Linked DNA regions of Homo sapiens: region 2 is linked to region 1. A link is a loop called in an ENCODE intact Hi-C map of the cell type or tissue named here. Cell type or tissue: MCF 10A. All regions are shown on one strand.

Evidence for each region. A loop is a pair of places that touch in the nucleus more often than their neighbours do. Peaks named below come from ENCODE experiments on the same cell type or tissue, not always from the same donor. Only the 100,000 strongest peaks of a DNase experiment are listed, where the experiment ranks them.
Region 2: a loop joins it to region 1, with 3 times the contacts of the local background. A loop is called at or near these places in 4 of 110 quality-filtered maps.

The regions. Positions count from the first base shown.
Region 1 is chr10:85,641,845-85,646,844 of GRCh38, reverse strand. All of the region lies in intron 13 of GRID1 (glutamate ionotropic receptor delta type subunit 1), which reads left to right. It overlaps GRID1-AS2 (GRID1 antisense RNA 2), which reads right to left and starts at 2,780. Exons shown (of 4, transcript NR_199154.1): 1 at 2,657-2,780; 2 at 1,179-1,281; 3 at 178-420. In MCF 10A, no CTCF peak of the experiment used is centred here; DNase peaks (open chromatin) are centred at 354, 2,824, 3,924, 4,554 and 1 weaker place.
Region 2 is chr10:85,554,321-85,559,320 of GRCh38, reverse strand. LOC105378404 (a long non-coding RNA gene) reads left to right here. Exons shown (of 6, transcript XR_946157.3): 4 at 1,077-1,166. Among named protein-coding and RNA genes, the nearest start is that of GRID1-AS1, 21 kb to the left of the region's middle. RefSeq lists an enhancer at 178-1,377. In MCF 10A, no CTCF peak of the experiment used is centred here; DNase peaks (open chromatin) are centred at 620 and 2,020.

The DNA.
Region 1 (5,000 bases):
AAGGGAGGGTGTTGGGGAGAGGGTGGGCCCACTGTGGTTAGCTTGGGGGTCTGGTTGAGGAAGTCTGCATACGGGGAAAGGGGGTAAGGGTCAGCCAGGTGGCCTGGACTCATCTCTGGGGCCGTACTGTGAGAAGAGTTGTACCTCAGAGATGGGGATAAGGGCAGAGAGCCTTACCGGGCAAAGCCTTAGGAGGCCAGATGGGAAGATACCAGTGCCAGAGGGAGGAAGGGAGGAGAAAGGCCATGATGCTCTTCAGCACTGTTAGATGTTGCTCATTTGTTTCAGTCAATTTCCCACAATGACTCGAATTCAGCATTATCCTCTTATACAGCTGAGGATCGGGTGGCTCTGACTCATGACTCCTTGGGTTACAAGCTGGGGAACTGGCATTTATCCAACACGTGCAGCTGTAGAGCCCTTGGAGGTCAATGAAGAAGAATGTGGTGGGATGAAGGCAGGTGTTATGATTTTGCTGCTGGTGGTGGGGTCCTCCTGTCCAGTGAACCCCACATGCAATGGCTACTGTCCTGAGGTCATTAGAGAATGGGGCGAGAGACATGTACAGCCCCCTGGCCAGGACCGCTGCCTCTCTGAGCAGACTGGCTGCCTCAGTGTCTCCTCCCATCCTTTCCCTCCCAGACCCATCCTGCCACCTCTGTGGAGTCTCCTCATGCATACCCTCACAGGCACACTAACACCTTGCCACACACACACACACACACACACACACTCATCCCTGTGCTGCCCCCCCAGCCACTCCAGTGACTTCTTGGCCTTCCTGCAGAGAGCAGTGGATGTCAGGACAGCCTGGGGCAAGCTCTGGGGCCAGTAAAGCCCACCGCCCTGCCCTTCATGGTCCTCAGCAATCTGCCAGCCCCTCCCTGATGTGCCCCAGAGGGGTCAAGGGAGAGAGGCCTGAGTCCCCCTTTGCTTTGGAAACACATGGGCATCAGGCAGAGTGCAGCCTCTATCCCATGACAGGCTGGGGCACCTAGCTGTGGTGCCATGTAGAGTGAGGCCCACTGGGAAGATGGTCGTGCACAGGATGACTTGTACAGGATCCCATGCTCAGGATGATTTTTCATTGCCATTTAGCCACATTGAACAGCAGAAGATGTCTAGGCTCTGGAGCTTGACATATTTAGGTGTGAATTCCAGTTTCGTAAGTTACCAACATTGTGAAATGGAGCACACCATTCTCCTTGTTTGGGAACTCTTGGATTTGAGAAAGACCTGGGCAACTTTCCATTTGGTGGTCTCCTTAGAGACTTAAATGATCTGAAAATACATATCATGATAAATTTTGAATGTTTAGATTTAACAAAGTGATACTTTGACAATAACAATAGAATGCAGTGTAACTGTGCTATTCTCATGCTTACAAGATTTATTAAAACCTCGTAGTTCTCACTGCACTGCAAAGGATGATGCTCTAGCCTTAAGCTGCAGGATCTTCTTTCACCCCTGACAGTGAATCTTTGTGGCTGTAGGTGACCTCATTTGAAGATAATGAACACAATGTTGATTTAAGGCCTTTTGTGCATGTGAGGCCTGGGCCAAATGGCCTTCGCGTTCCCTTTCCTGGCTTTCTTTGACTCTCAGAGAGAGCCAATACTGTCATCCACACAGGGTCTTAAGAAGATTCATTGCATAATGCTAAAAAAAAAAGCACTGCTTAGAAAAAAAAAAGATAGCTACTTTTGACTTTGTTAAAGTTCTATTCATTACAAGCCACTTTAAATAAAATAGAAAGGTAGGTCACACACTGGGAGGGGATGTTTACAATACATATAACCAATGCAAGATTACTGTCAAGAATATATTAATAAGAAAAGCTCAAACAACTTAATAGAAAACTGGCAAGAGGCTTGCACAGGCCTTCCACAGAAGAGGCAACACAAATGGCCAGTAATCAAATGAAGAGATGTTCAAAATTATTAGTGATCTGTGAAATACAAATCAGGACCATAAAGATTATATCATTTTACACCAATTAGTTTGGCACAAAATGAGAGGCGGTGAAGAAGACGTGGAGTAACAGTTGGTTAATTGCTGATGGGGGTGTGCTCAGTACAATCACTTTGGAGAAGAGCTTAGCATTCTCTTATAAAATGGGACACTTACATACTGTATGGCCCAGCAATTACACTCCAATGTATCCACCCAAAATAAATGTCCACATGCACTTTTGGAGACAAGAAAGGCCATAGTAGCACTTCCTGTAGAACCAAAACCCTGGAAACCATCCAAATGACCATTAACAATATAAAGAAAGATGTTGTCTACAATGAAATGGATGAATCTTAGCAGAATAATATTGAGTAAAATAAAACATTAAGGCAATTTCATACGGGTCAACTAATAGAAGGTAACACAGAATATTATACCCTCTTAAAAATGTATAAAATATACACATACACATCCAAAGCAATGATAAAATACAAGATTCACCACAGTGGTTGCTACAGGTGGGAGAGCCAGAGCAGCAGAGAAGAGAGAAGGACATTGTTGGTAAGTCAGAGTTGGTGTTAGGTTTAGATTAGCAGGAGATTTTAGAAAATTAGTTAATGAGTTAATTCAAAAAGTGAGCCATTCCTGGAGAAATGTATGGGTATCCTGAAGCAAAGGTTGTCATTAATCTCATTCTGCTCACCTCCCTACTCTTCCAAATGCGTAAGTCCAGACCAAGCAAGGCAGTGCTGGGCTCCTCACAAGTACCCACCCCTTCCCTCTTTGCAGGCGACATGTGCCTGCTTATGCCTCAGAAAGGCCAACACACACCACTGAGCCCTCTGGTTGGTGATAAACCTGGAGATGAGTCATTAGAGAAACACCTCATCATTGTTCTAGCTACCCCTTGTCCATTGGCGGCACTTAGGAAACCACTCACCGTCTGGTGATATTTAGTCTTACTCATGAATACAACAATGTTAAAAAATCAGTAGCAAACGATGCAAACAAAGGATTTCTTATCAATGCCTATCACTTCATGGTATAGAATTTAATCTTTGTTAGTACATAAGATGGATTAGTTTTATGGTACCTTCATTTTATGAACCCCAAGCTGGCTTTGGGATCACAAATCTCTCTCTTGCATTTGGATCTCTAAGAAAAAAAAAACTGACTGCCAGCACTAGACAAATGTTAAGGGTTTTATAACTAGTGTCATAAAAGTGAGTTTATAGTATTGTCAGACAATGAAGTGTGCTGCATTTTTTTTAGTGGAAGAAAAGCTCAGATTTACTCTCAAATCCTCCTTCTTCGTGTGCCTGTTTGGATGACTACTGGACTTAAATGCTTGTCTGAAATCTGTCTTCTTCCCTACTCCTATGGAGCGGCCCCTCTGCTCCCTGCCCCCAGACTATGGCTTCAGTAACCTTGTGAATCCCTGAGCCCAGAGAGCAGACCAGTCTGGAGATGGCTGTGCCCTAAGTGAGGATGACGACTTGAATCCAGAAACTACAGAACAAATCCAGCAAGTAGGGTATTATGGGCCTAGTATTCAGGGAGGAACAGCCTCTCCAAATCCCAAACAGAGTCTGCTGCCATGCAGTGTAGGCAGCCTGGCAAAGGTGAGGAGAAGCCCACCGAGGGGCTTCTCCTGGAAACTTCTTTAGCAATTGACAGATAATCACACTTCTGATTTTCAGTTGCTCCTTGATGACTCAGCTCCATTTTCAGGGAGTGTTTGGTAGTGGAGCAATGTCTAATTGCTGCAAAAGTCAAGGAGGTTGGTATGGATGGTATGCTGTTATTTTCTCCTTGGGAGTCCTAAGGCTTTTAATGACATGAAACCAATTTAGGTGGGGAATTGTTTAGAGTGATCACTTGTCCACGGTATCAGAACTGGAGAAGGGTTATGTCATGGTTGGCTCGCCTCTGAGATCCACTCCTTCATGCCAATACACATCATTGAGCCTCTGGAGGGTAATAAACCTGGAGATGAGTCATTAGAGAAACACTTCCTTATTTTTCTAGCTACTCCTTGTCCATTGGTGGCACTTAGGAAATCACTAACCCTCTGGAAATAGAGTCTTACTCATGAATACAATAATGTTAAAAAATCAGTAGCAAAAGATGCAAATAAAGGATTTACCATGCCAGTGGCCACTAAGATAAGGACAAGTGAGACCTTGTCAGGCTTTGATGAGGCAAAGATGAAAGAATTTGGAACAGGAGGGAATTTTTATTTATTAAGAGACGACAACACACCATTTTCACAACAAACCTGCCTGGCACCCAGTAAGTCTCAATAAATACAGGATTGTTCCTGAATGAGTCATCTGTTTGCTGTCTGACTGAGCAGAGGCAGATAAATCGGAGACAAGATTCCTGTCATCAGTTAGCAGGTTACCCCCTTTAGATTTCATGGTGGAAGGGACAAGAGAAATAGCTCCAGGGTTCCTGTCAGGCTTGTCTCTTGATAACCTTCTGTAAGGGAGAAGATTTTCCTGGTCCTGAAAGATGTGTCACAAAGAGAGAGGAGAGAGGCTGCTTCCGTTTCTCTCAGCCACATGCACTTATCAGGCCTAAGGAAAGACTAGACCAAGGATTGGCAAACTCTGACTCCTGGTCAAATCTGACCTACAGCTTGTTTTTATAAAGGTTTATTGGACAACAGCCCAACTCATTTATTTACATGCTGTTTATGGCTGCTTTCCTGCTATTTCAGCAGAGTTGAGTAGTTGTGATAAAGATATGTGGCCCACAAAGCCTAAAATATCTATTATCTGGCCCTTTATAGAAAAAGTTTGAGGACTCCTGGTCTGGACAGGGGCAACCCAGGGACATTGCCTGTAGCTGTGCATCATCTCATAGCACACAGGCACCATTAGTAGGGAGCATATCCTCTAACTCTATATAATCAAATAGTGCACAGGCATCTCTGCTAAGAAGCTCCTGCTGCAGCTCTGCACCATTTAACAGCTCATAGGTGCCTCTAGTAGTGCATCATCCAGCTCTGCACCGTTGAATAGCATCCGGGCTCTGCCCCTTTT
Region 2 (5,000 bases), 88 kb after region 1:
CTGTTCTTCTACTCAACCTCTTGTAGACCTATGCAGAAATTTTCTTTGTGATATGGATGAATCATAGAGTGTGCACATATGTAACTTCCATGCACACTCCCAGATATTTCTAAATCAGATAGCCCCAAATGGCATCTCATTTTGCACTTCTACCAGAAATGAATAAGGGATTATATCTTTCCACAATCACCTCCCAGTCTGTCATTGGTTAATAAAATCGACAGCATTCTTTACTAAACAGAAATTTTAAAATACAATATAACAAAATTAATTAATTCATTTTTACCTCATACTATTTTATTTTATTTTTTCATATCTGGTTAAGCAAGTTTGCTCTTAGTCCAAGGTCACAAGAACCCTCTTGGCTGAGGACTAAGTGTTCTAAATGTTCTAGCAGGGAATTTCAGCTCCTTGAATGCTCTTCGTCAAAGAACTATTCTCCTCTCTCTGAGAAGGTGATCCTCCTCAACCACAGAGGCAGTTTCAGGAAGAGTGCCCATGGAGGCTTGAAAAGGAGTGTCACGTCTAGGCAGCCAGAGCACACATGTTGCTATCTGGACAATCAATGAACTGTGAGTTGTCCCAGACAAGGCATCCTGACATGTGGTTGGGAAAGTTGAAAGCAGAGCGTGACTTAGCAACACATGACTCAGCTTTCCCTTTCTGCACCTCCGAGTTCCCACGTGTAATATGGAGGGATGGACAATATTGTATCTAGTATTCCCTTACATTCAAACTGTTCGTGATAGAATTATTTTTACTAACTGATAAATTTTATCCTTCCATAGCTGTAGGAATCAGCTTTGGTGATATCAGCTTCCCATGTGCTCTACAACAAGCCAATTATAAATCAAGGTCATCTCAGTATCTAGGTGGTTCCATGTTAAACTGTTCACCAAGTATAGTACTTTAGCTTAACTGCCATATAGATAAATTCTCAAACTTCAATAATTTCACCCCATAGAAACTCAATCTCACCCAAATAAAGCCCAATCGAGTGTTTCTGGTAGGGAGACTTTTCAAGCAATCACTCAAGGACTTGGACTTTTTTAAATTGTATTTCTCCCCTCCTTTAGGTTCATGATGCTCTCTCTGGCCACCTTCCAGACAGGAAGAAAGAGCAGAGGATCACTGTGAGAGGAATTTGAGGATCAAATCCTGAAGTGGTACATGTCACTACTGTTCATAGTCTCTTTGCTGGAACTTGGTCCTATGGCCCTACTGGCAGAGAGGAAGGCTATGAAACCCAGTCTAGGCCTGCGCCTAGAAGAAGAAGAAGAAGAAACACCTTTTGAAGAACAGAGAGCAGTCTCTGTCATACCAGGAGTACCTGTCACATACTTGTAGAACAAAAATCAGTAACATTTTAATTATTGAAACAATGTAACAACTTTAAACACAGTTTCATAACTAGGAGTGAATCACCCATAATCTCATACCCGGAACAAAATATCTGTTAGTATGATGCACCTTTACATAGCTGTAATCTTAAAGGGCATGTACTTCCTTCTTTGCTTTCCTTTTTTTTTTTCTTCATCCTTTCCCTCTCTCCCTCTCTCCCTCTCTCCCTTTCTCCCTTCCTTCTTTCTTTTCTTCCTTTCTTTCTGATTTTCTAACTTCCTTCTTTAAACATTCCTTGATCGTCTGTGGGTCTGGACAGCAACATGGAGATCAATTAGGCGCAGCATTTTAAATTTGCCCTCAAGAAGTTCCACTAGTGTAAGAGTAGGCAAGTAACCAATTATTACAATAGTGGGACAAGCGCTGTGATAGAAATAAATACAGAGTACTGTGGCAGTCCTTACCCAGAAAAAGATATCTAGGGTAGATGGTATCTGAACTGAGAATTAAAGAATAAATAGAAGATAGCATGGCAAAAAAAGTTCAAGAGTGTTCCATTCTTTGAGAATAGGGCATTGAGATAGAACCTGTAGACATGAGATAGAACTGTGTGCATCCTGGAAATTGCACATGGTTCAGATTGATTGGGAAATAGAGTGTGGATGGGAAGTGATGAAAGCTGAGTCAGTAGAGTTCGATGGGGGTCAAATTGTGAAAGAGTGTGAGCTCTGCTAAGGAGATGATATTTTAGCTTAAATACCAGAAGAGCCATTGAATTATTTTAAGCATAGGAGTGATCTAATCGGAACTCTGCTTGAGAAAGATAACCCTGGTTGCTGTGTGAAAAAATATACCAGAGGCAAACAAAGTTGAAGCCAGGAGACCAGTTAAAAGACAAAATTCATAATTTATATGAGATATGATGATAGTTTGACTTAGGCTGTGATTGACATTGCAGAGTAACATATCGCATTCAAGAGATGTTTGGATGATGAAACCAAGAGGGCTTGGAAATTGATTGGATATGAGGCATTAGAGGAATATGTTAGGGCTAGATCCCAGGATTCTGGTTTAGATAATTGGATAGACAATTAAAGCAGAAACTATTGAAGAAGGGGAGAAGATAAAGAGTTTTGATTTTCATTTCAATTCTAAGGTATTCTTGGAAATATAAGTAGAGGATGCTGATGGGGGTTGGTTATAAAGCAAATTCAAGAGTGAGACTTCTGGAGTTAAGATACATAATCGGATCTGTAAGAATGAAAGAAAGAAGTTGTTCAGGGACTATGTGTACAGTATGAAGACCAACATATAAATGAAATATAAAAGAACAAAAGCTGACAATGGAGTCTGTGAAAGAGCAAACAAAAAAATGAGGAAGAGAACAGAGCATGAAGTCACAGAAACCAAGGGAAGAAAATTTTAGATGCCGATCAAAGATCAAGGAAAATAAAGATAAAAATGTGTCAATTAGATTTGGTATTAAAGAAAGCATTAGTATCTTTTTGAATACAATTTTATGGCTGCATGGCAAAGAATCAGATGACTGGAATCAGGAAGTGAATAGAAAGTGAGAAATGAAAAGGGCTCTCGATAAGGTTTCCCTTATTGAGATAGGAGGTAAGCTCTAATGTTTATTTGAAGTTTTTTTTTTTCTTCCAAAGCTGGGAAAGATTTAATAAAGTATGAATGCTTTTAAGGAAAAGTTTGTAGACAGAGATTTTTTGACAATAGTAGAGCAAATCATGGCGAAATAATTGATAGGATGAGGTCCCAAGAAAGCAAGAACACTCCTTGAGGAAGAAGCTTTCCATTTTAACAGGCAGTAACAAAGAGCAATGAATCAGGATGAGTCTACGTTTGTCAGTTTAGAGTGGAAATTGTTGGTAGAGCTCATGGGACAACTCCTATTTTACTTGTGACAAAAGCTTAACTGCTGAGAGCAAACAGGGTGGTGGGATCAGCTATTATTTTTAAATGGAGAAATTTAAAAATCACAATTGCGAAGTAAAATCTTTCAAGAAAGATAGAAGAGGAATACTGCTTAGTGCTGTGCGCCTCTTTGAAGTCAGAGTTGATGCAGTGACCACCATGCCAAGGGCTGCTTCGGGGCTTTCTCCCACAGCGCTCATTGAGCTATGTGAGAAGGCGAAGATGGAAAATAGGTGAATGACAGCACACATATCACACGAGTTTGGCAAGAGGATAAGTGAGGCAAGGGTAGCAGCAAGAGAGTGAAGAAAATGCTCAGCCAGAAAACCTAAGCTGACTATGAAAGAAGGAAAACAGTTCCACAGACTGGAGAGTTGCAAGAGATACAGATTAAGCAACAGTAATTAACTGAAGAAGAATTAATTAACTGAAAGAAGTAATTAACTTCTTTCTTAGAAGAAGAAGAAAAAACGGTAATATCCTGAGCATGTATGTTTTACTTTACTATGACATAAAGAGTCCACGGAGATCTAAATAAATATTTGTTGAATGATGAACGAGTGGATTTTTCTGTGTGCACATATAAACTTTCACCTGTTATTATACACCTAGGTTGCTTTTATTTTCAGTTTGTTTTTGAAATTATCAGTAGAGTTTTTCTTTCAGAGTGTACAGTTCTATGCTTTTAAAATTAATATACATTATTTTTAAAGCAGCTTTACATTTACAGAAAAATTGAGCAGAAAGTTGAGTTTCCATATACTACTCCTCTCCCCCATACCCTGCACACAGTTAACATCTTGCATTCATGTGGTACACTTGTTATCGTTAATGAACCAATATTGGTATATTATTATTAATTAAATTCCATATTTTACATTAGGGTTTACACTTTGTGTTACACAGTACTATGGGTGTTGACAAATATAAATGTTATGTATCTACCATTACGATATCATACAGAATAGTTTCACTGCCTTAAAAGTCCCCCGGGCTCCACCTACTCATGCCTACCTTCTTCTCATCCACCCTTTTCCTAGCAACCCTTCATCTCTTTATTGCCTCTATAGTTTTTTCTAATTTGAAGTCATATAGTTAAAATTGTACAGAATATGGCCTTTGCAGACTGACTTCATTAACTTAGTACTATGCATTTAAGATTATTCTATGTCTTTTTTGTGGCTTGATGGCTCATATAAAAAAATCTGAATAATATTCCATTGTATGGATGTATCATAGTGTATCCATTCACTTATTGAAGAATGCCTTGGCTGCTTCTAAGATTTGACAGTTCTAAATACAGCTGCTATAAATGTCTGTATGCAGGTTTTTGTGGGACATCAGTTTTCAAATAATTTGGGTAAATTTACTTGGTGATTGCTGGATTGTATGGTAAAATGATGTTTAGCTTTGTCAGAAATCACCAGACTGTCTTCCAAAATGCTGAATCATTTTGCAAATCCCACTATCAAGGAATGAATGTTTCTGTTGCTCCATGTCCATGTGAGCATTGGATGTTGTCAGAGTTTAAAATTTTAGCTGTTCTGATAGGTGAGCAATGGTTTATCATTGTTATTTTAATTTGTAATTAACTAATGACGTGTTGTTGAGTATCTTTTTGTATGCTATCTGTAAATCTTTGGTGAATTACTTGTTCAGATCTTTTGCCCATTTTAGTTGAGTTGTTTGCTTTCTTATTTTTGAAGTTTAAGAGTTCTTTGCATATT